Linked DNA regions of Homo sapiens: region 2 is linked to region 1. A link is an interaction called in ENCODE POLR2A ChIA-PET data of the cell type or tissue named here. Cell type or tissue: OCI-LY7. All regions are shown on one strand. Each heading gives the region's core, and the rest is flanking DNA. Links, peaks and the distances in the headings are about the cores only.

Evidence for each region. ChIA-PET counts read pairs that join two places held together with the same protein. Peaks named below come from ENCODE experiments on the same cell type or tissue, not always from the same donor. Only the 100,000 strongest peaks of a DNase experiment are listed, where the experiment ranks them.
Region 2: POLR2A ChIA-PET joins it to region 1 with 5 read pairs; 3 of 35 experiments call an interaction of 5 or more read pairs at or near these places.

The regions. Positions count from the first base shown.
Region 1 is chr4:87,879,371-87,890,404 of GRCh38, forward strand. No RefSeq gene overlaps it. Among named protein-coding and RNA genes, the nearest start is that of MEPE, 52 kb to the left of the region's middle. In OCI-LY7, for the core only: no CTCF peak of the experiment used is centred there; a DNase peak (open chromatin) is centred at 6,031; H3K4me3 peaks cover 346 bases; H3K27ac peaks cover 1,379 bases.
Region 2 is chr4:87,946,899-87,957,932 of GRCh38, forward strand. No RefSeq gene overlaps it. Among named protein-coding and RNA genes, the nearest start is that of SPP1, 23 kb to the right of the region's middle. In OCI-LY7, for the core only: no CTCF peak of the experiment used is centred there; no DNase peak of the experiment used is centred there.

The DNA.
Region 1 (11,034 bases), core at 1,762-9,761:
ATCAAGAGGCTGATTAAACCCTATATGGGATAAACCCAAAGAAATTCATAAATATTGTATTGTGAGATATATCATATGTCATGTCTGTATGATATTTCATACACATATACAAATACACACATCACACACATATACATTTAAATAATCTTTCTATATTAATAAGTATATATACATAAATTATAAATCTCAAGATCCATAAAGCAGTTTTATAAATATATAAAATATTTTTATGTCTATGATGTGTTTATATATATGTATATATATGTTTGTGTGTAGACACACACATGTATATAGTTCTGGAAAAAGAATAAGGAATACTCCATGTCACACCTACACATACTTTAATAAACCAAATGATAAAGAGAAGAAAGTACAAAAAACATAAATATTTTCATTAGAGAAAAATCAAAATCAGCATTTCATAGAAGTTTCATTTCATTTAATACTTACGAACGTCTTATGAGATAATCATTATCACATTTATTTCACCAGTGAGGAAACTGAGATTTAGAAAAAGTAAGGGATTTACCTAAGGTCATGAAGTCAGCAGATATCGGAGATGAAATTAGATCTCAGGTCTTCTTCCCATCTCCAAGCATCTGCTATTTTTATCACACTAAACCATGTTATCCAGGCAAATAATACAATTTTAAATGTGGAAAAGTATTTGAAATTTTCCAATGGCTTCTGCACATGTTCATTCTTCAAAGTGATCCTGCACATTTGGAAGGGTAGACATTATTCATTCTACTTTACACTTAATGGAACTGAAACAGCAAAACATAAATGACTTGCCCAAGGTCAACTGATACATCAGGGCCAAAAGCCAAATCTCCAATTTCCTGAGCTGGAGTTATTTTTCACATCACATTCCTCCTAGTGAAGCTATAAAACAACAATGTCATTGCATCCCTAGGAGTTGTCAGAGGAAAATCTCACCAGCTCGGGAAGTGGCATTGGGCAGGAAAGGGGTGGGGGTGACATGGCTGTGACACAGAACTAACTGGAGTCCTGGAGGGGAGGGAAACCCTTCCTTCAGGTGAGGCAATAAGCCACATCCTTGACTATTTGTGTGAACATTTAGAAGAGTTCCCCTGGTACCTTCCACAAGAATTTGTCTTTGGCCTATTCTTGTCATTTTTGGTTACAGCAAAATATTTTTCTGAGAATTTTAATTAGATACCCTTTCCTTGACTTCTTGACCTGCCAGTGTTCTTCAGCCCTGCACACTTTTAGATGCTTCCCTATATCCTGGAAGATGCAGTCTTTTCAGGATATTGTTACTATTCAGAGTAGTAAAAGTCAAACAATGATAATAACAACAGAAGGATAAAATGAATAGAGGGCTTACTCTATACCTTGCATTACATCAAGTTCTTAACATGGATTACCTCATTGAATCATCAAAACACACTGTGAGGTAGGTATCATTATCATCCCCATTTTGCAAAATTAGGAAACTGAGGCATAGAGAAGCTAGGTAGTTTACATAAGCCAAACAACTTGCAAGTAGCAGAACCAACAATTGGCTCCAGAGACTCAAACCTTAACTCTGCTGTATGTGATATCATTGATTACCCAACAGTTGCATTTTTATTGACCCCTATTAGGTAAAACGACTACTAGTATTACTAACACTAATAATCATAGTTAACATTGATTGAACACGCATTGTGTATCAAGCACTGGGCTAAGGCCTTACACTTACAATTCCATTTAATCTTTGTCAACAATTCTATGAGGCAGATATTATCAATATTACAGTCAATTAGCACAGAAAGATTAGGTAACTTATTCAAGGTCACACAGTAAACAATTGGTTTGAATTCAGGAAGTCTAACTATAGTATTAGCATAATTTTTTAATTTAAATTTTAAAAGGAGAATCTGTGGCCTATTCATAGAATTAAGCTTACTCATCCAAATGTCATTTGAACATTTGTTTTAAGAGTGTAGTGATCTACAGTGAGAACACATGGACACATGGTGGGGAACAACACACACTGTTGGGAGGAGGGAGAGCTTCAGGAAGAATAGCTAGTGAGTGCTGGACTTAACACCTGGGTGATGGGATGATCTGTGCAGCAAACCACCATGGTACACGTTTACCAATGTAACAAACCTGTACATCCTGCACATGTACCCCAGAACTTAAAAGTTGAAGAAAAAATAAATAAAAATAGAGGGCCAGGAGGTGGCTTACACCTGTAATCCCCAGCACTTTGGGAGGCCAAGGCAGGAGGATTACTTGAGGCCGGGAGTTTGAGACCAGCCTGGGCAACAAAACAAGACTTGTCTCCACAAAAAAAACAGGAAGAAAGAAAGAAAGAAAGAAGGAAAGGAGAGAAAGAAAGGAAGAAAGAAAAAGAAAGAGAGAGGGGGAAGGAAGGAAGGAAGGAAGGGAAGGAAGGAAGGAAATTAAAAAAAATTTTTTTTCACCTGGTTAGATAGATGGAAAAAATAATAATAGAATTTTTTTTTTGAGACAGTGTCTCTCTCTGTCACCCAGGCTGAAGTACAGTGGTGCAGTCTTGGCTCACTGCAACCTCCACCTCCTGGGTTCAAGTGATTCTTGTGCCTGAGAAGCTGGGATCACAGATGTGCACCACCATGCCTGGCAAAAAGAAACAAACAAACAAAACAAACAGCATAGTGTTCTAACCAGCTAAGTGAACTAGTTCTTAACAAAATCCTGAAGACATATTTAATAGCAATCACTTACAAAACATTTCAACAGAAAAGTTTCAGTGTTCCATAGCTGGTAGAGCTCCAAGACCTCTGCAAAGTACCCACTGACAGCAAATATTTCAAATCTCCCCACGGACCCATCCTATCCCACATCATAATTTGCTTTTTACTTAAATGTAGTAGAGCATCATCTCTTCTACTCAAAAGTAAAAGAAAATAATCTGAACATTTCATAAGCTATTACAGCTAAGGTATTAAACTTGCCTTAAGGAGTAACAAACAAAAATAGGCTTTCAACTGTGTTTGAGTATTAAGATTCTTAGAGCCTGGACCTTAATATTCCTATACTTGTAAAGAAAGCAAGAGAAATACATAAATGTATCAGTAGTTTTCTTTTGCTCTATGAAGGTGGGAGACTTTCTCTTTGTGGAAATGATGAATTTGGCACAAAACTGAATGAGTCATTTGATTAAGCACAAGTGAACGCCAAGCCTTCTGCTGGAGAAAGAGGTTGGGGGATGAGGAGCAACCAGCTCCAAGTCTTCATGTAGAAAGTAGTGTTTGGTGGGAGCTCTGCAACTCAGCAATCATTAAGATGAGGTCAAGGATGGTAACTCAGGGGTGGGCATAGACTGGCATATCCCCTTGAGAGTGGGGAACCTGCAATCCAGGGATAGAGAGAGGCACACCCATCTGGAATGGTCCCTGGCCTGCCACCCTCAAGGAGCCTAGAAATAGTTGGCCTCTATGGAGGTGGGAGGCCGGCAGATGTTACAAATATCTTGAATTTGTATCTACTGATATTATGTGTGGAGTTTCATGGTTTTCTTTCCTTACTGCATTATAATTTCCCTCTGTAATTTGTGAGCCTTCTGAAACGTTTTTCTAAAAAGAACTTAGGGGCTCTTGTCCACATTTGAGGAAATCTGCAAGGGAGGAAGGAAAGACTGAAAAGTTGGTGATCTGATAGTAAGAGAATGAGTATGCATATGGGAAGTGGCCAAGGAAACCAACAACAGTCAGAGCAGAAATACCAAGAATAAAAGAATCTGATAAAATTACCAGATTCCCGTAGTCATGTTTGATGGGAGCCTGGACTACTTGAATATTAAACAGGAGGCTCCTGGAGGCATCTTGAGTAGATTTACTTATTTTTTTCCTACCTTAAAAGATTCCAAATTATTTTTATTATGAACAAATAGTCACTAAGGACTCCACTATCTACACATAGTTGTCTTGGGAAGAATAGGATATAAAGAAACTAGGAAGTGCTTGTGGCTCACAGTTAAAAAGCCTTGGAATTCTATCCAAGTTTTGTCCTTCATTTAGCTACTCTGAACCTCGGTTTCATCAACAGCATGAGACCAATCATACCAAGCTTTGTATTGCTGCTAGGATGAAATCAAGTAACGTATATTAAGTGATGGAGGATTGTATTAGTTTGCTCTCACACTGCTATAAAGAAATACCTGAGACCGGGTAATTTATAAGAAAAAGAGGTTTAATTGGCTCATGGTTCTGCAGGCTGTACAGGAAGCATGGCTGGGGAGGTCTCAGGAAACATACAATCATGACAGAAAGCAAAGCAGGAGCAGGCCTCTTACATGAAAGGAGCAGAACCCAGAGGTTGAGGCGGGGGGTGCAACACGAATTTTTTTTTTTTTTTTTGGAGATGGAGTCACCCTGTTGTCAGCCCGTGTCAGAGTGCAATGGCATGATCTCGGCTCACTGCAACCTCCGCCTTCCAGGTTCCAGCAATTCCCCTGCCTCAGCCTCCTGAGTAGCTGTGATTACAGGTGCCTGCCACCATACCCAGCTAATTTTTGTATTTTTAGTAGAGATGGGGTTTCACCATGTTGGCCAGGCTGGTCTCGAACTCCTGACCTCAGGTGATCCACCTGCCTTGGCCTCCCAAAGTGCTGGGATTACAGTCGTGAGCCACCGTGCCTGGCTGCAACACACTTTTGAATAACCAGATCTCACAAAAACTCACTCACTATCATAACAACAGTACCAGGAAGGAAATCCATCCCCATCATCCAGTTAACCTCCCACCAGGCCCTCTAACATTGGGGATTACAAATCAACATAATATTTGAGTGGGGACACAGATCCAAATTCTATCAAGGATTTTAACAGTAGAAATGAAAAGCAAATCTAAACAAATAACAAAAAATAAATATTCCTTACAATCATTTATTCAATTTTATGACAAGTCCATTAACATGATTGTACACAGTACATCATCAGAGGCAATAATGGGAAATATGTGCAGGCCCACATCTTTCCAAAATGCATATTCTGTATTATCTGAATATTTCCTAGCAGACGCTAGAAAAAATAAATGCTCCTCCCCAAAGCAAAGAGTGGTCAAGTGTCCATTTCTTCTTGGTTCTACTATTGCAAGAGGAAGAATTGTTTTCTTTTAGGAAAAAAAAAATTAGCTTCCTTCAAAGGCATTAAAGAAAAAGGGAAAATAAGGTGGCCACAAATCTTATTCTGGTAAAGTGCACCTGCTTAGGTATCTTATGTAAGTCTTATTTTTTACACTCTTTCTTTACCTGAACTCCCCAATACCTACACACACACAAAAAGAACATGTCTCTCTTCCATTGACACACACAAAAAAACTTTACTCACAAAAGAAGCAGAATTGTATCTTTTTTTTTTTTAAGTAAATTGATCTCTGCAAGCCATCACTTCATTGTGCCAGGAACTGGGTTTTAAACCCTATCTTCTCATCTAGGAATTGATTTGTGTTTAAAGGAAAAATAAAGCAGGAACAGGGACATTTCCTTTTTCACGCTCATTTGAAAAAAACAAAAACAAAAAACTAATGGTGAGGTTCTGCCTGGCCTAAATGCTTTCCAAAGGAGACAGTAAGCTCCCACACAAAAAAACTAATAACTTAAAATTTCCCCCTCTCTTGTCCTCATTTGGGCTTAAAATATTACCAAGTATTAATTTTAGTGTTCTGCCTGGCTATTAAATCACAAACCACACTGGCTGGTGAGAAACGAAGAAAGAAAAGAACCATTATTCACAGGCAAACCAGACAGTCCCACAAATAGCTCTATAAAAGTAAACTAAGTTATAATTTCTCTCTCCCTCATGAGTCAGAAGAGAAGGGTTCTAACTATCCAACTATGCAAGTTTGGGGTGGGAATTTTTAATTGGACAAGCAAACAATTTACTTAGAGATAAGAGATTAGCAGAGAAAGTATGATCGGGTTGGTAAAGATTTGCCTACATTTTCTCTTCTGATAAGACGGCGATACAGAGGCCAGAGAGCCTGAGACCCGATCAGACTTCCAGATGTGTTTCCTGCCACACGTGACTGCACAGCACAGACGGTTACACTGTCATTCTACCATGTCACCGTGCCTTTCTTTCTGCCTTGTCCAACCCGTTTCTCTCCACCTGCTGTCTATGACTTCTCCTTTCTTCCCTCAAAAATTCTCCACTCTCACCCTCCATTAGGCATCTCCCTCTCCAAATCTCTCAAAATATTGCCCATTTCTATTGTATGGTCTACCCTCATTTGTCTTTCTTAGTGTTCGCTGGGCACATCTTCCAACTAGACTTTCGTAAGGTCTGTGAGAATGATGAACTTGTCCTTTCTTATCTTTCAGTTCTCTCATGTGCTTTGAACATGAAATAAGTACACTACGTTTGCTAAATGTTTTCTAATTGATGTTCTTTTGTTAGTACATCCTTTTATTTCCACCCGTCTCCTCATACACCATGGAATAAAGCCAAGAATAAAGCTGGAGTGAGGGAGATGAAATGTGAAGTTGCGTGTAGCAGGTGGAGGAAGGAGGGAAGGAGGAAAGCTCGGGGGAGAGGAACAAGGATACATGAAGACAGAAATGTACAGTCAGACTTCCCTGAACTTGAGCCCAAGAGGCAAAGAGATAGAAAACCCAGATAAATTTCATGACAGGGTTGGGCATTTCCTAGAGCAGAAGGAATAATTGCCTGGCTTTCCGGGGAACAGTCAAGAAGAGATCAAGCTTCACAAGGAAACATAACATCCGAAAAGATGCTCCCCAGGATATAACAGAGACACAGTAGTGTGCTGTGATTAGGCAGACAGACAGTCAGATTAGCACTTGTTCTCCTCTCTAAGCTCTGAAGTGCGAGAGAGAAATCCGGAAACTCCAATGTGCCCCAGAGTAGGCACAGAAGAGAGCTGACCAGAGGGGTGGAAATCTTGCTGAGGGACAGCCATGGTGAATGACGTCATAAAGCAGGCAGGCTGGATTAAGGCTGCATGGATGACATGGCAGAGATGTGAGGGGCCTACAATGCCAGCAACCCCAGGTAGGGTTAAGGCAGCAGAGGAGAACCACTGGGCCCGACCCAACCGGGAGAATAGGTAACAAATTCACCAGCTGCAGATTTTGTCAGAGGTCAACAGGGCATTCAGCATCCACCAGAGGCCCCAGCAGAGAGTACAAGAGCAAAGGAATTTTCTTCTTGCTTTAACTAAGCAAGTTAGTGCTATAGTCAAGTTTAATTGATGTCTGCAGGAGGAATCACCAAAAAGGAGTAAAACTTGTTTCCAGTTACCAGTACAGAGATTCCCAATTAAAAAAGATATGGGCAGTACAAGGGCCCCACAAACTTTCAGTCCATGTACCAAATGAAGACAGAATTCACTCCAAGAGGCCACATACACCAGATCCAATCAGGGTCAATTTAAGTTCATCATAATGCCACGTTTTGTTGTCACTTGTTTTCTGACCCAACACTTTGCCTAACTTGTACTAACCTGCTCAGGGAAATTGTATCATATTCTCAGAGGTGGAAAGGTCTTGTATAAACAGAAATAAGTATTTACGGAAAAGAGTTATAAACTGAGAGTACAACAGGTTCAAGGCTATGGCTTTTGCAGGCTGGAAAAAGTAGTCATACGTAGGTGAGTGTGTTCTCCCCCACCTTAAAGTAGGGCCCTCTTTATCCTTCCACCAAACCAAACAAAAACACACAGACAACAATTACTCTTTCAAGCATTAGCTCCCAAAAGGCAAATTTGGATGACAATTTCATGGGTGACAGAAACACATATGCCACACAGAAAATAAAACAATAATAATAAAACACACTAAACATTTCTATTTTCTTTCAAATTCCCTGTCAGATGCCAAGTTCATATTTCTTCTCCTGGCTCAATCCTTCTCCAAGATAGTCTTCAAAATCTCGTCTAGCAAAGTTCACATCTGTCCCTAAATTTGCAAACCACATTAGGAAAATAAAATCCTAAATTCTAAAATGAACCCAGTGGTAATTGAGCAAACATCTCTTCCTCTTTCTCTTCCTCATGCCTCCACCCTAAGCAGAAGTCTCCATCCAAAAATAGTGGATTTATTCACAGGGGTACCTAATAAAAGTACATTAGATGCTGCCTATATATTTATAATTGTGTCACATGCATGTAGTTGCAGAAATCTGGTTTATAACTTAGGTGTGGAATTTAAAACTAGTAAAGCGATTGTATGTTCTCATGTGCCTCACTTTGTCTCCTGTCTAATGAGACATGAGACATAATGTTGCATAGATTCTCAATGCTCAGGCATATGCACTCATGTTAATATGCACTTTATTTTAATGCCATACTGAAAGACTAGGCACAATCATAGATGCTCAAGTATCACTGATATTGTAGGCCCTCTTCCAGCTACAACCTTGATTGTTTTCATACACACATTCTTTCCATCCACATCACATTTTCATTTTTCTCCATTTTTTAAATACGTCACGATTTTTAAAATGTGATCCTGTACCTAGCAGTGGCTTATTCTCTTATAGGTCTCCAAATCAGAGACAGGGAGATGAAATAGCTTAGGTAATTTATGAGTATTCCCATCATTTTCTAATGTGAGATATTCTTAAAAGTGTCTGGCTTTTGCCCTCAAATAAAGCTAAATTGGAATATCAGTTCTGCCACTTGTTAGTTTATTGATCTTGGATGAGTAAGAATCTCTCTGAGCCACAGTAAAATAATTAATAAAGCTTGTTATTACTTGTAAGAACAACATAACAATTGAGTGCCTACCATAACATTTGTGTGAAGATTTAATGAGATGATAAATTTAAGTTTCTCAGCCAGTACCTGGCACATAGCAAGCCAGTATGTATAAACTGTCATAAGGCAGGTGCTGGGCTAAAACTTTAATGTCTGTTATTGAATTTAATCCAGACAATACCCCTAGGACCTGCATACTTTACTGTCTCCATTTTAGCCAATGAGGAAACTGAGGGCTAAAAAGGTTAAATCACTTGCCTAGGATCACACAGTTGAAAATAATGAAGGGCCAAGTCTGTGTAACTCCTTATCTGTGAGATGGGCATAATAATTCTTTCCCTACAGTACTGTTCTCAGGATTAAATGAGCTAATACTGTAACATGTAACATGTAACAGTCACTCAGTACGTTTTCATTTCCTTCCTGTTCTGCCCATGTGTAACTCCTGACTTACAATTTATCCCATCAAATTAAAAATTATTAATAACTAAGATCAGAGCAGAATTGAAGGAGATAGAGATATAAAAACCCTCCAAAAAAGCAATGAATCCAGGAGCTGATTTTTTTGAAAAAATTAACAAAATAGATAGACCGCTAGCCAGGCTAATAAAGAAGAAAAGAGAGAAGAATCAAATAGACACAATAAAAAATGATAAATTGAATATCACCACTGATCCCACAGAAATACAAGCTACCATCAGAGAATACTATAAACACCTCTATGCAAATGAACTAGAAAATCTAGAATAAATGGATAAATTCCTGGACACATACAACCTCCCAAAACTAAACTGTCGGGGGAACCCACCCCCGATAATTCAACGTTATTTCACGTAGGTTCTTTTCTATTTCCCTAAGTGTCTGCTGGTCTGAGAAATAAAGGCAAAGAGCACAAAAGAGAGAAATTGTAAAGCTGGGTGTCCAGGGGAGACATTATGTGTCGGCAGGTTCCGTGATGCCCCCCAAGCCACAAAACCAGCAAGTTTTTAATAGTGATTTTCAAAGGGGAGGGAGTGTACAAATAGGGTGTTGGGTCACAGAGATCACATGCTTCAGAAGGTAATAAAATATTACAAGGCAAATGGAGGCAGGGTGAGGTCACAGGACCCGGGTGAAATTAAAATGACTAATGAAGTTTCGGGCACGCATTGTCATTGATAACATCTTATCAGGAGACAGGGTTTGAGAGCGGACAACCGGTCTCACCAAAGTTTATTAGGCAGGAATTTCCTCGTCCTAATAAGCCTGGGAGCGCTATGGGAGACCAGGGCTTATTTCTTCCCTTACCTACAACCGTAAAAGACAGACATTCCCAGAGCAGCCATTTCAGAGACCTTCCCCTAGGAAGGCATTCTCTTTGCTGAAAAAAAGAATTCAGCGATATTTCTCCTATTTGCTTTTGAAAGAAGAGAAATATGGTTCTGTTCTGCCCAGCTCTCAGGCAGCCAGACCTAATGGTTATCGCCCTTGTTCCCTGAACATCGCTGTTATCCTGTTCTTTTTTCAAGGTGCCCAGATTTCATATTGTTTAAACAATTTGTGCAGTTAACGCAATCATCACAGGGTCCTGAAGTGACATACATCCTCAGCTTACAAAGATGACGGGATTAAGAGATTAAAGACAGGCATAGGAAATCACAAGAGTATTGACTGGGGAAGTGATAAATGTCCATAAACTCTTCACAATTTATGTTCGGGAGATTGCAGTAAAGACAGGCATAAGAAATTATAAAAGTATTAATTTGGGGGAACTAATAAATGTCCATGAAATCTTCACAATTTATGTTCTTCTGCCATGGCTTCAGCCAGTCCCTCCATTCGGGGTCACTGACTTCCCGCAACACTAAACCAGGAAGAAGTCAATAACAAGAATTATTATTTTACACCCAGCTTTACAATTTCTCTCTTTTGTGCTCTTTGCCTTTATTTCTCAGACTGGCAGACACTTAGGGAAATAGAAAAGAACCTACGTGAAATAATGTTGAATTATCGGGGGTGGGTTCCCCCGATAGTTTAGTTTTGGGAGGTTGTATGTGTCCAGGAATTTATCCATTTCTTCTAGATTTTCTAGTTCATTTGCATAGAGGTGTTTATAGTATAGAATAAATCTTGTTATTGAATAGATCAATAACAAGTTCTGAAATTGAGGCAGTAATTAATAGCCTACCAACCATAAAAAGCACAGGACCAGATGGATTCACAGCTGAATTCTACCAGTGGTATAAAGAGCTGGTACCATTCCTCCTGAAATGATTCCAAACAATTGAAAAGGAAGGACTCCTCCCTAACTCATTTTATGAAGCCAGCATCATCCTGATA
Region 2 (11,034 bases), core at 2,099-10,098, 68 kb after region 1:
AGTTATGCTAAAATATTTTTTACAATCCTGGAATCTCTGGGTCAGGAATTCAGGAAGGGCTGGGCTTGGTAGTTCTGGCTTGAGACTGCTCCCGCAGTTGCAGCCAAACAATGGCTAGAGCTGGTATAATGAGGACTGGGCGCCTGGGTGATAACCAGGCACCACCACCCCCACTCTGTCCATTTGGTTTCAGAGTTTCTGCATGTGGTCTCTCTGCATGGGCTAGCTTGGGCTTCCTTACAGTACGGCACCTCAGGGAAGATGGACTGTTTATATGGCGGCTGACTTTTTTGAAAACATATGTGCCAAGAAAACATGATAGAAATATGTATTTTTATGACCTCATAAATCACATAGCATCACTTTCAACCAACTCTCTTGGTCAAGGAAGTCACAGAGGCCCTCCGTCTTCGAGGAGAGTGGACTTCGAGTCCCCTTTAATGGGAGGGATGGCAGCGTTACCCTGTAAGGAGAGCACACGTGGGATGCTGCAAGATATTGTTGCAGCCATCTTTGGAAAATATAATCTGTAACACAGGACAATATGGGTATGCTGCACACAGACTCGACATCAGTGCCATCATCTTAGTCCGTTTGGGCTGCTGTAACACAATCCCATAGACAGGGTGGCATGAACAACAGAGACTTATTTCTCACAGTCTGGAGGCTGGGAAGTCCAGGATCCGGGTGCCAGCATGGTTGAGTTCTGCTGAGGGCTCTCTTTCTGGTTCACAGATGGCCATCTTCTTGCCGTGTCCTGACTTGGTGAAGAGGACAGAGAAGGTGAGCTCAATCCTGCCTCTTCTTAAAACGGCACTAATCCCATCATGAGGGATTAATCCATCATGAGGGCTCCACCCTCATGACCTAATTGCCTCTGAAAGGCTCCACCATTCCACTGGAAATTATGGTTTCAGCATGTGCATTTGGGGTGAGGGGAAGGACACAAACATGCAGTTCAAAACAGCCATTATAACCTGTTTCAAGAAGGATCATAGTATAATAGTTCATATCCATTTAGCCTTCGCCATGTTCCCAGCACTTGCTAAGTGCCTTATGTGCCTTATCTTGATCTTCACAACATTTCTATGAGGTAGAGATGACTAATTTCTCCATTTTTCTGAGGAGAAACTGGGTTTCAGAGAAATTAAAGTAGCTTGCTGTGGAATATCCCTACCAACTCAAATCATAATATCATTAAAATAAAGCTGTAAAAACAAAAACACAATAAAAATATCCAGTTGATAAAAGGTTTCTCCCATACATAATTAGAAAAATATAAATAATAAGGAAAATAACTTTATATTTTTGTTCTGTTTTGTTTTAATAAAATTCTGTTCAGAAATGATCTGATGTATTGATAACTAATCCCTTCAACGTCTTCAGTTTTTATATCTACAGGCAGCGTATTGTTATAAGGTGTCATTAGTATTCAGAACGATAAAAACACTTTTTAATAAACCCTCCATTAGCTAGAATCCTATGTTCCCTGAGGACTGGAATTCACCATGGTTTTTCCCTAATTTCATTTGGATTAGAAATTTTTGTCGCTTTTTATTCCTATGATCATACAACATAAAAAATGGAAAATTCAGAAAAACTAGACCTTTCCCACTAGCTGATAAATGTTTTGCGAAGAAAATGAATCCTATTTCCTTGTTCTGTTGAACTTTTCTTAGGGGAGTTTTATTAAAGAACCATGCCATTTAAAAGGAAATTTAACTCATCTTTCTAGCCCAGTTTACTCTTATCCTTAGGATTATATGTATAGGGAGAACTCTTCACAGGAAAACATTTTGTCCAGAAAATACCCTCTTCTCTCATCCAAACTCCCTGAAGTCTACATATAATTATTGGAATCTTAACATGTTATTCACACTACTACTTCTTACAAAAAAAACTCAGTTAAAATATTGACAAAGCTTCCATAAAGTGGATCTTGTGGAATGAAAAAAGGACAAATAACTGAATGAGATTGAATAACTGCTTTCATATCTGTTTACTAAAACTTGTTTATACAAATGGTACTTGATATTTAGAATTTCTGAAACAAACCTGAACTTGAATGGAGCACCCCAGCCCTGTGGAGTGGGAATGTCTTTAAGACTTAGGGTCAGCCAGGAGAGGTGGCTCACGCCTGTAATTCCAACACTTTGGGAAACCAAGGCAGGAGGATCACTTGAGCCCAAGAGGTTGAGACTAGCCTGGCCAACATAGCAAAACCCCATCTCTACCAAAAGTACAAGAATCATCCAGACAGGGTGGCCTGTGCCTGTGGTCCCAGTTACTTAGGAGGCTGAGCGGGGAGAATCACCTAAGCCTGTGGAGGTTGAGGCTACAGTAAGCCATGATCACGCCACTGCTCAATCGTGATAAAGCTTGAGCAACAGAGTGAAACCCTGTCTCAAAAAATAAACAAATGAAACAAGATTTAGGGTTATTTGGTTAAAAAAAAAAAACAGGAAAAAATCCTTGTTCATTTATTACTTTCAGTATCTGGGTAATGAGAGCAGTTTCACCAGTAAAATTTACATGAGAGCACAATCAGAGGTAATATTAACGTTTATATGGGCACCAAATTGTGGAATAACCCAAAAGGAGATATGTAATTTCATTAGTACATCTCTCCCTGATCCTCATCCAAGCGGAATTCGTTGGATCCTCATTTGTTTATACTGTATCATTTTATCTCTTAACATATTGCATAGTAATCATTTCAAATCCTTGCTAGCCACTTACTTGTTTTGTAACCATAGGAAAAGTACTTAACATTTCTGTGCCACCATTTTCTCATCTGTACAATGGGAATAACAATAAAGTTATATCACAGAGTTGTTAGGATGTCTTCATGTTTGATAAATTAACCACTGATTATGTTTGTGTCTCTCTTCTGCACAAAACATTTAAGAAGAAAAGGAATTCAGAAGAATCAAACAAGACTCACCAAGCAGTTAAATACCTAGAAGTTAATCATATCTTATTATAGAGAGATAAATTCAAAAATTCCAGCCCTAGTGACATTTTAACAGGGCCTTGATGATACATGCTAAGATATGCATAAAGGACAATATAATAACAATCAAAGATTTTCTTCCTGAACTGCTCTTCAACCTATGTTTATTTCCTTTGGCCCTTGGCCATCTTGTTTCATTCTCTTGCCTCTCCTAATGAATTTTTCATCTTGATTCACTTTTGAACTGTTTTTTAGTTGTTAATGTTCTATTTCTTTTCCAAACCTTTCAGTAGCTTGCTGCTTCCTGAAACAGTGTTTCCTGATTTATATTCCTTTGGCATTGACCCAGATCTCCTTCCCTTCAGTGCCTCCCACCAACTACTGTGCACCTCCTCTTGCCATGTATGACCCTGACGGGCATGAATCACCTCTCTCCCTGCCTAAACCAGAAAGGGCTGGACAAGGAGCTAGCCAATATGTAAACCTATGTCAACCAGGATAGGGAGGTGAAATGCAAAATTTAAAAGAGTCATTTTATAACATTATGAGATTGGGGATAATTACCCACCCCTGCAAATATTCTTTGATTTTAAAAAGGGTCAGGGGGAAGGAATATAAACGTGGATAGACCTTACAGTTTTCAAATGTTTGAAGACACAACTAAGAATTTTGACAATTCCAGCCCCTTGTGAGAATTTGAAAAGCAGGAGTGTCTTACATCTGATATTCTTGTACAGTGAAAACAGCAGGGACATAAGAACCTGGCATAAGAACCTGTATGTCAGTCAGGGTCATACATGGCAAGAGGAGGTGCACAGTAGTTGGTGGGAGGCACTGAAGGGAAGGAGATCTGGGTCAATGCCAAAGGAATGTAAATTAGGAGACACTGTTTCAGGAAGCAGCAAGCTACTGAAAGGTTTGGAAAAGAAATGGAATATTAACAAACTAAAAAACTGTTCAAAACAGTTCAGACATAGGTCAATTTCAGGTTCTATCACTAAGTAGCATATGACTGTGACTTTGACTGAGACCTGCTACAACCTCTCATCTGTAAAATATATTTAATAATATCAACCTTACAGGAATGTTGTAAAGATTAAAGATAATATAGACCAATTGCTCAATAAAGATGACTTGAGTAAATGAGTGCTGAGAGTGCCCTGGAATTGCAAGAAAAGTCCCCAAAAGGGTGGAATCGAAGGAGCAGCTATCAGGATGGGAGAGATTAGGGAAGGAGAGGTTTGGAGAGTCAACTGCATTTCTTTGGCTTATTCATGTAAGGTAACTGGTATGGACTGGATAACCTTTTGTTTAAAAAGAATCCTGAAACCAGTGTATGACCAGCTGACAAGATACTTCCTTTTCTTTCAGAATTAGTACCTCTACAAATTCTTATTGTAATGCAAGCGAGTAAACTCAAGAGAGAATATGTGAAAATGCAAAAGGAAAACCAACCTCAGCCAACCCCCAGCCATCTAATGGCCCTGTGAGAACTTCAGCACAAAGAGAATAAATCACATTTGTTCCCACTGCACACAAAGATTGATGGTAAAAAGAATCCTACCACAGAACTCATTTATATTATAGAAGAAACTGTAATGTCAAAACTCATCCTGGGGCAAAGCACAGTAATCCAAGCACTTTAGGAGGCCGAGGTGGTAGGATCAGTTGAGCCCAAGAGTTCAAGACCAGCCTGGGCAACATGGTGAAACCCCGTCTCTACAAAAAAAAAATACAAAAAATTAGCCGGACATGGTGAAGTGCACCTGTAGTCTCAGCTACACAGGAGGCTTGGGTGGGAGGATCACCTAAGCCTGGGAAGTTAAGGCTGCGGTGAGCCATGATCACCCCACTGCAGTCCAGCCTGGGCAACAGAATAAGAGTCTGCCTCAAAAAAATAAAAATAAATAACTTTCATCTGAAGTCTGAAAGTAGATATCATTTTGTGTTTAACATAGAGAGAGGTACTGAATAGAAAACAAAGTTGTTCTGCTTTAGAAATGGGACTAAAATTTGGGGATTGGGGGGTAAAACAAAAGAGGAGAAGACTTGGAAGCTGTTATGGGCTGAATTGTGTGTCTCCCAAAATTCATAGATTGAAGCCTTAACCTCCAGAATCTCATAATGTGACTATAATTTGAGATAGGGTCTTGAAAGAGGTAATTAAGCTTAAATGAGGTCACTTAAATGAGGGTGGCCCTAATCCAATCTGATTATGTCCTTGTAAGAAGAGATTAGGACACACAGACCCTAGGGATGTGTGTGCACAGTGGAAGGGCCAGGTGAGGGTGCAGAAAAAGGGCAGCCACTTGCAAGCCAAAGAGAGAGGCCTCAGGAGAAATCGAACCTGCCTACACCTTGATCTTCGACTCTAGTTCCAGAACTGTAAGAAAATATGTTTCTGTTGTTTCACAGAATACACCCAGTCTGCGTCCTTTGGTGTAGCAGCTCTAGCAGACTAATACTGGAGATGACAGGGAAAGGACGTGAGCAGGAGTGGGCAATGCAGTGACCAAGAGTGAAAGCAAACAAGTCTAAGGAGAGACAGCCAGTAAGAAATGGTGGATAGATGGCCAATGGAGGCCACGGTAGAACCATGATGACTATTATTAAATTTTAACCTTTGGCTGGTAGTCAGTAATACTGTAATTCTACTGTACAACTCCAAAGCTTCAGTAATAGGATGCTATATATAAATATCTTGTGGGGGTTTGTGTGTTTGTTGTTGTTGTTGTTTTAGTCAATGAAGGAATCAAGGCATTGTCTGGAGGGGGGCAAAATGATTTAGAAAAAAGACTGCAGTTGCAAGAAGTGAGAGGGAAGTGAAAACTAAAACTTCAACAGCTACAGATACCAGAGCAAGAGGAGACTGTGGAGACCTAAGTTATCCAGGCAGCTGCTCCTGGGACCACTGGTGCAACTGGACAGCATGGAATGAATGCCCTGAGAGATGCTTGGTTTCTGCCTCGAAGGGCCCAGAGGGATTTTGGCATGCCTGGAAAGTGAATCTTAATTTAATTTTTAATTTTTTTAATTTTTAATTTTTTGAGACAAGGGTCTCGCTCTGTTGCCCAGGCTGGAGTGCCAGTGTTGCGATCGTGGCTCACTGCAGCCCCAATCCCCTGGACCTAAGTGATCCTCCCACCTCAGCCTCCCAAGTAGCTGGTACTATAGGCAAGCACCACCACACCCCGCTAATTTTTTGGTAGCAATGGGGTTTCACCATGTTGCCCAGGCTGGTCTCAAATTCCTCAAGTGATCTGCCTGCCTCAGCCTCCCACAGCAATGGGATTACAGGCAGAAAGTGAATCTTAAGTAGATAAGAAGAAAGGAAAATGTTTAATACATAGTTGTCATTTGGTGTACTACTTTACACTGAATCTCACATTAAAGTAAGACAATTAAATGTATCCACTGTGACTGAGCTCAGATTCCTTCTGAAAAGGTTCAGTGTAGCAGACAGTTAATGTTTGTCAGATTTAACATTAGCAGAAAATAGGAGTTTAGATGCTATATGTTAAATCTGTGCTCTCAAATTTAACAGGTGATAACCCTGATTAGACTTAGTGTCTCAATACTCATCGTTGCCTTGATATATTGCCATGTGATGAATAATAAATACGCTGATACATGATCAGTAATAAATACCTTGGCACATTAATGTGAAACATACTAGAAAGAATGAAAATGGACTGAAAAAATTCTTTCTTTGACATCCTAAATACTTCATTACCTCTAAAGCACATGTAACCGTCTTAACTAACATGCAAAACAAATTACTGTGGAACGGGGCTACTTATTTTAACATTTCACTTTATTTTTTCAGCCAGCTAAAGAGGGATCTCTATGTAAGAAGAATAGAATTTTCCATCTAGTGAAGAGATTTTGAAGAATGATTTTTTTAAATTATTGAATTTGTAGTAATTATTATTCCAAACAACTGACTTTTGAGGGCTCAAATACTGATCTTTCTATAATTGTAGTCTCGTCAGCTTCAGTTAGGTTCTCCAGTGTAATTCCTGACTTCTAAGATTGGGATTTGAATTATGCAATTTTTATCAATTCAGCAAAATGTACACATGTGCTGTGGTGAGGGTTTCATCTTTCTGAGGTTATGCTTATGGGCAGGGGAGAAAAAAAGATCTCCAATGGATAAACTGTCATTATAGCTTGGTCATAGTGGACTTTCCTAGACTTCTTTTTTACTACTTAAACAGGAAGCTAAAGAGACAAGAACTTTCTTCACAAACCTGACTTCACATATTTTTTTAAAACTGCATAAACCAGAGCCAAAAATAACTGCCTGATAACTTCTTCTTTAACTCCAAGTTACTTTCCAAATTATACCTTTTTATAACAGGAAACAAACTATGTTGATTGTATTTTGTACAGGAGTGTGCTTTCCATGATTTTCTAAAATAGACTAAAATAGAAATTTTCATAACAGCCTAATCTGAACATAAGTATTTTGCTATTTAACACTATGAACACAATAAGCTATTGTAATACATTTATTATAACATAATGTTGTATCATATATATGTGGTGTGTGTACATGTACATAGAGAGAGAGAGAGAGAGCAAATATATATATATAGAGAGAGAGAGAGAGAGAGAGTCTCTGTCACCCAGGCTGGAGTGCAGTGGCGAGATCTCGGCTCACTGCAGCCTTGACATCTCAGGATTCAAGTGGTCCTCCCACCTCAGCCTCCTGAGTAGCTGGGAATTCAGGCCTGTGCCACCATGCTTGACTAAGGGTTTTTGTATTTTTTGTAGAGACATAGTCTCGCTTTGTTGCCCAGGCTGGTGTTAAACTCCTGGGTTCAAGCAATTCTCCCACCTCGGCCTCCCAAAGTATAAGGATTACAGGCGTGAGCCACGGCACCCAGCTGTGTTATATATTTAGTTGTCAGCTTTTTTACAATCAGCTTTCATGCTAGAATTCAAACTCTGAAGGCAGGGGCTTTGTTTGGTTTCACCGCAGTTTCATTAACTGAATGAGTGAATTTCTGATTGTTACCTGCACATACTTACGTATCATGTTTCTTTTGTGCTGTAAAAATAACTAAATTAATTACATCATAATATGAAGATGGAAAATACAACATTCCTGCTGTTTCATAATTACAAACCTTAACAGAATTAATCCAAAAAAATTGTATTACTCCTTTAAGCAATACATTTCTTACTTACTGTTTCTCTAGTTTTGGATTCTATGATTTTCAAATACAAAGGAAAATAAATGGAAGAAATAATAATAAAGCTACTTGGTAAGTTCATAATTTCCCCATGGTGATGGGATAACAAAAAGGGTGCATTTTTCAAAAATGAGGAATTATCTTGTATTGGGTTTTATGTATGTTTTTAAATTGAAATGCATTTATGAACTTTCATATGTATTGTGAACAAAACCAAAATTTAAGTAGAAATATCTTTAATTGGCAATACATTTTATAATTTAAGCTTTTCAGTGGTCAGTAATTAAGTAAGAAACAGTTTTTATATTTTCTGCATTGGACAAAGTATGCTAAATGATAAGAGTAAATCTACTGTGTCTGGTCAAGCAATATATTCCAGGGAAAAAAAAAGGTACTTTTTAAAACCATTTTGACCAATGAAATTAGATGTAGTAGTCAGGCTCTTTTCTCCTCAGGAATGTTCACCAACTTCGAGTCAAACCTGCCTGCATTCAGCTCCTCAAGTACACACCCCAGGTCTTTTATTTTCTTGCACATTGTGCACATACTGTTCTCTCTCTTCTGGAACATTCTTTTTCTTGCTTTTGTAGCAAACTCCCCTGAATTTTTTATGTCCCAGCTTATATGCATCCCCTCAGAGAGGCCTTCCTTGACCACACTATCTAAATAATCTAAGTAATTCATTTGTAACTATTGAACCTAATTGTTTATTTGGATTTCTTTGTATTATTTTTTTTCCTCTCCTCCCTCTCCCCATCCAACTGAAAGGAAGAACAGATGTTATTTCCCATGAAAAGGAGCATATTTCAAGCTTTATGGTAATTTAGAGGAGAAAGATAATACTTCTTTTGGGATGGCCAGGTAGGTTTTGCAGGACACATGCTGTTTCCTTCCACCACAATGGAATAAATAACATTCCTTCTCATGGATGCTAGCTCATACAACTAGTGTGACCACTGAGGGAAAAGGGAATAGTTACCCATTGATTCCAGCTTCCTTTCCTCTATCAGCTGTGTGCAATTGCTGCCCATTTGTCAAAATTTCCTGCTTTCACTATGTTCATGTTTTCCTCTCCTTTGCTCATAAACTTGTGAACTCCCTAAAAGTTGTGATTAATAACATTTACCTTAGCTACTCTGAGTATTTGTAGAATACTCCCTTTGAGTATTTGTAGGATGGTGGAGAGTCTCATGGTAGGAGGGAGTCCAAGGTCAGTGATGTGGTAGCATTTCACTGGCTACATAAACAAAACCAGAAGAAAGACAGAGATTTGGGCTTTGGAGACCCCACAGCAACCCACCTCCCTTCGGGCCCAAGCCCATGATGGCCGTTCACTCTCATTACTCTCACTTGCAACCTGTGTGTTTATTTCTAGTTCTATAAATGTTGCTCTATAATTGTCTTTAATAAATGCTCTGTCACACTTGAGCAGGTGAGGGCATTAAACTAGCCAAAGGCCAGAGCTGTCTCCAAATTCTGGGGAGAAGGGGTTAGTGTCAAAACACAGCCTGTGTTTGGAATAAATTGTCATGGGTGTATCAGTGGGTTTGCTTTGAAGACGTAAAAGGAAAATGTGCGGCTGTTTCATGCTTCTTAGCTCAAAATCACAGTGATATACTTCTTATGTTTTCCAAGAAGAATCACATGACCAGCCTCACATTGGCATGCAAACTCATTTCCAGCCACATGAATCAAGCGAGATGGGAACACCAATGCATTTGAGTCAACAAAGGTTAACTTTGTTCTGGAGGGAAAAAGTGTTATCATAAATTCCCTGAAAGTGTGTACATGATTATTTACCATTTCCTAAACCTGAATACATTTATAAATAGTGCCATTTAGCTATTTTCAATTAAGTCTTTTGTTTCCAGAATTCTTATAGGGGAAATCCTGCATGGACCTTACCAGCTATCAAAGTCATTATAGCAGAGCTTACAGCCTGCTACAAAATTGGTGTCCCAACAATGACAAAATGGACGTCCCCTCAAAAATGCAACTGGCAGCCTTTTTTGCTGGGTTGATATTTGTTAATGCAAAGATTGGCACCACTATTCATTGGAGGGAAGCAAGGGAGAGACATAGAGACAGAGACAAACAAGGAAACAAAGTTTCTATCAATTGTTTTCTATCTAAACTATTTTTAAAAGTTGCATTTGCACTTCTCATGGAAAAGATGATGTAGCATAATTAGCACATGTGCTTATTTCCCTAAACAGCTCATAATTTTCCATCTGCAGAAAAATGTCATTTGACTTCAGTAAGCTGAAAACACTCAGGAAACAAAGGGAACATAAGCTGAACGTTGACCACAGTTTTAGATTTGATATATCCCAATATATTGCCCATCTAAATGCAGTAACTTTAGTTTGTTGCAGATTCCCAAGTCCCAGTTATTCTGCATTCTCTGCTATTATAACATACAGTAGCATTTCTCATCACGTATGTGCAGATTGTGCCCAATTAAAAGAGTTTTATTTGTAAATGTTTTTCTATTGCTGCCAATTTGTCAAATTTCCTAGCTATAACTGGTTTTCTCTTCCTTGCTTGTAAGATGGAACACCTGATAAACTAACATGATTTCCTACATTTAATGTCATATATAACTTTATGCATATATCTAAAATGTATTTCCAATGCTTTGAATTTAGCACAAACTCTGGAATCTCAGGCATTGCTTCTGAGAGATAACATTCAACTTTCAGTGAGGCCTTACTAAGTTCCAGGCACTTGGAACTAAGTAATCTTTGTATGTGTGAGCTCATTTAATCTTTACAACAACATTCTAGAGGAGGTGCTGTTTCTGTCCCTATGTACAGAAAGGCCCAGAGAGGTTACAGAGGCCCAGAGAAAGTAAACAGCTTGCTCGAGGTGCCTCAGTTAGGA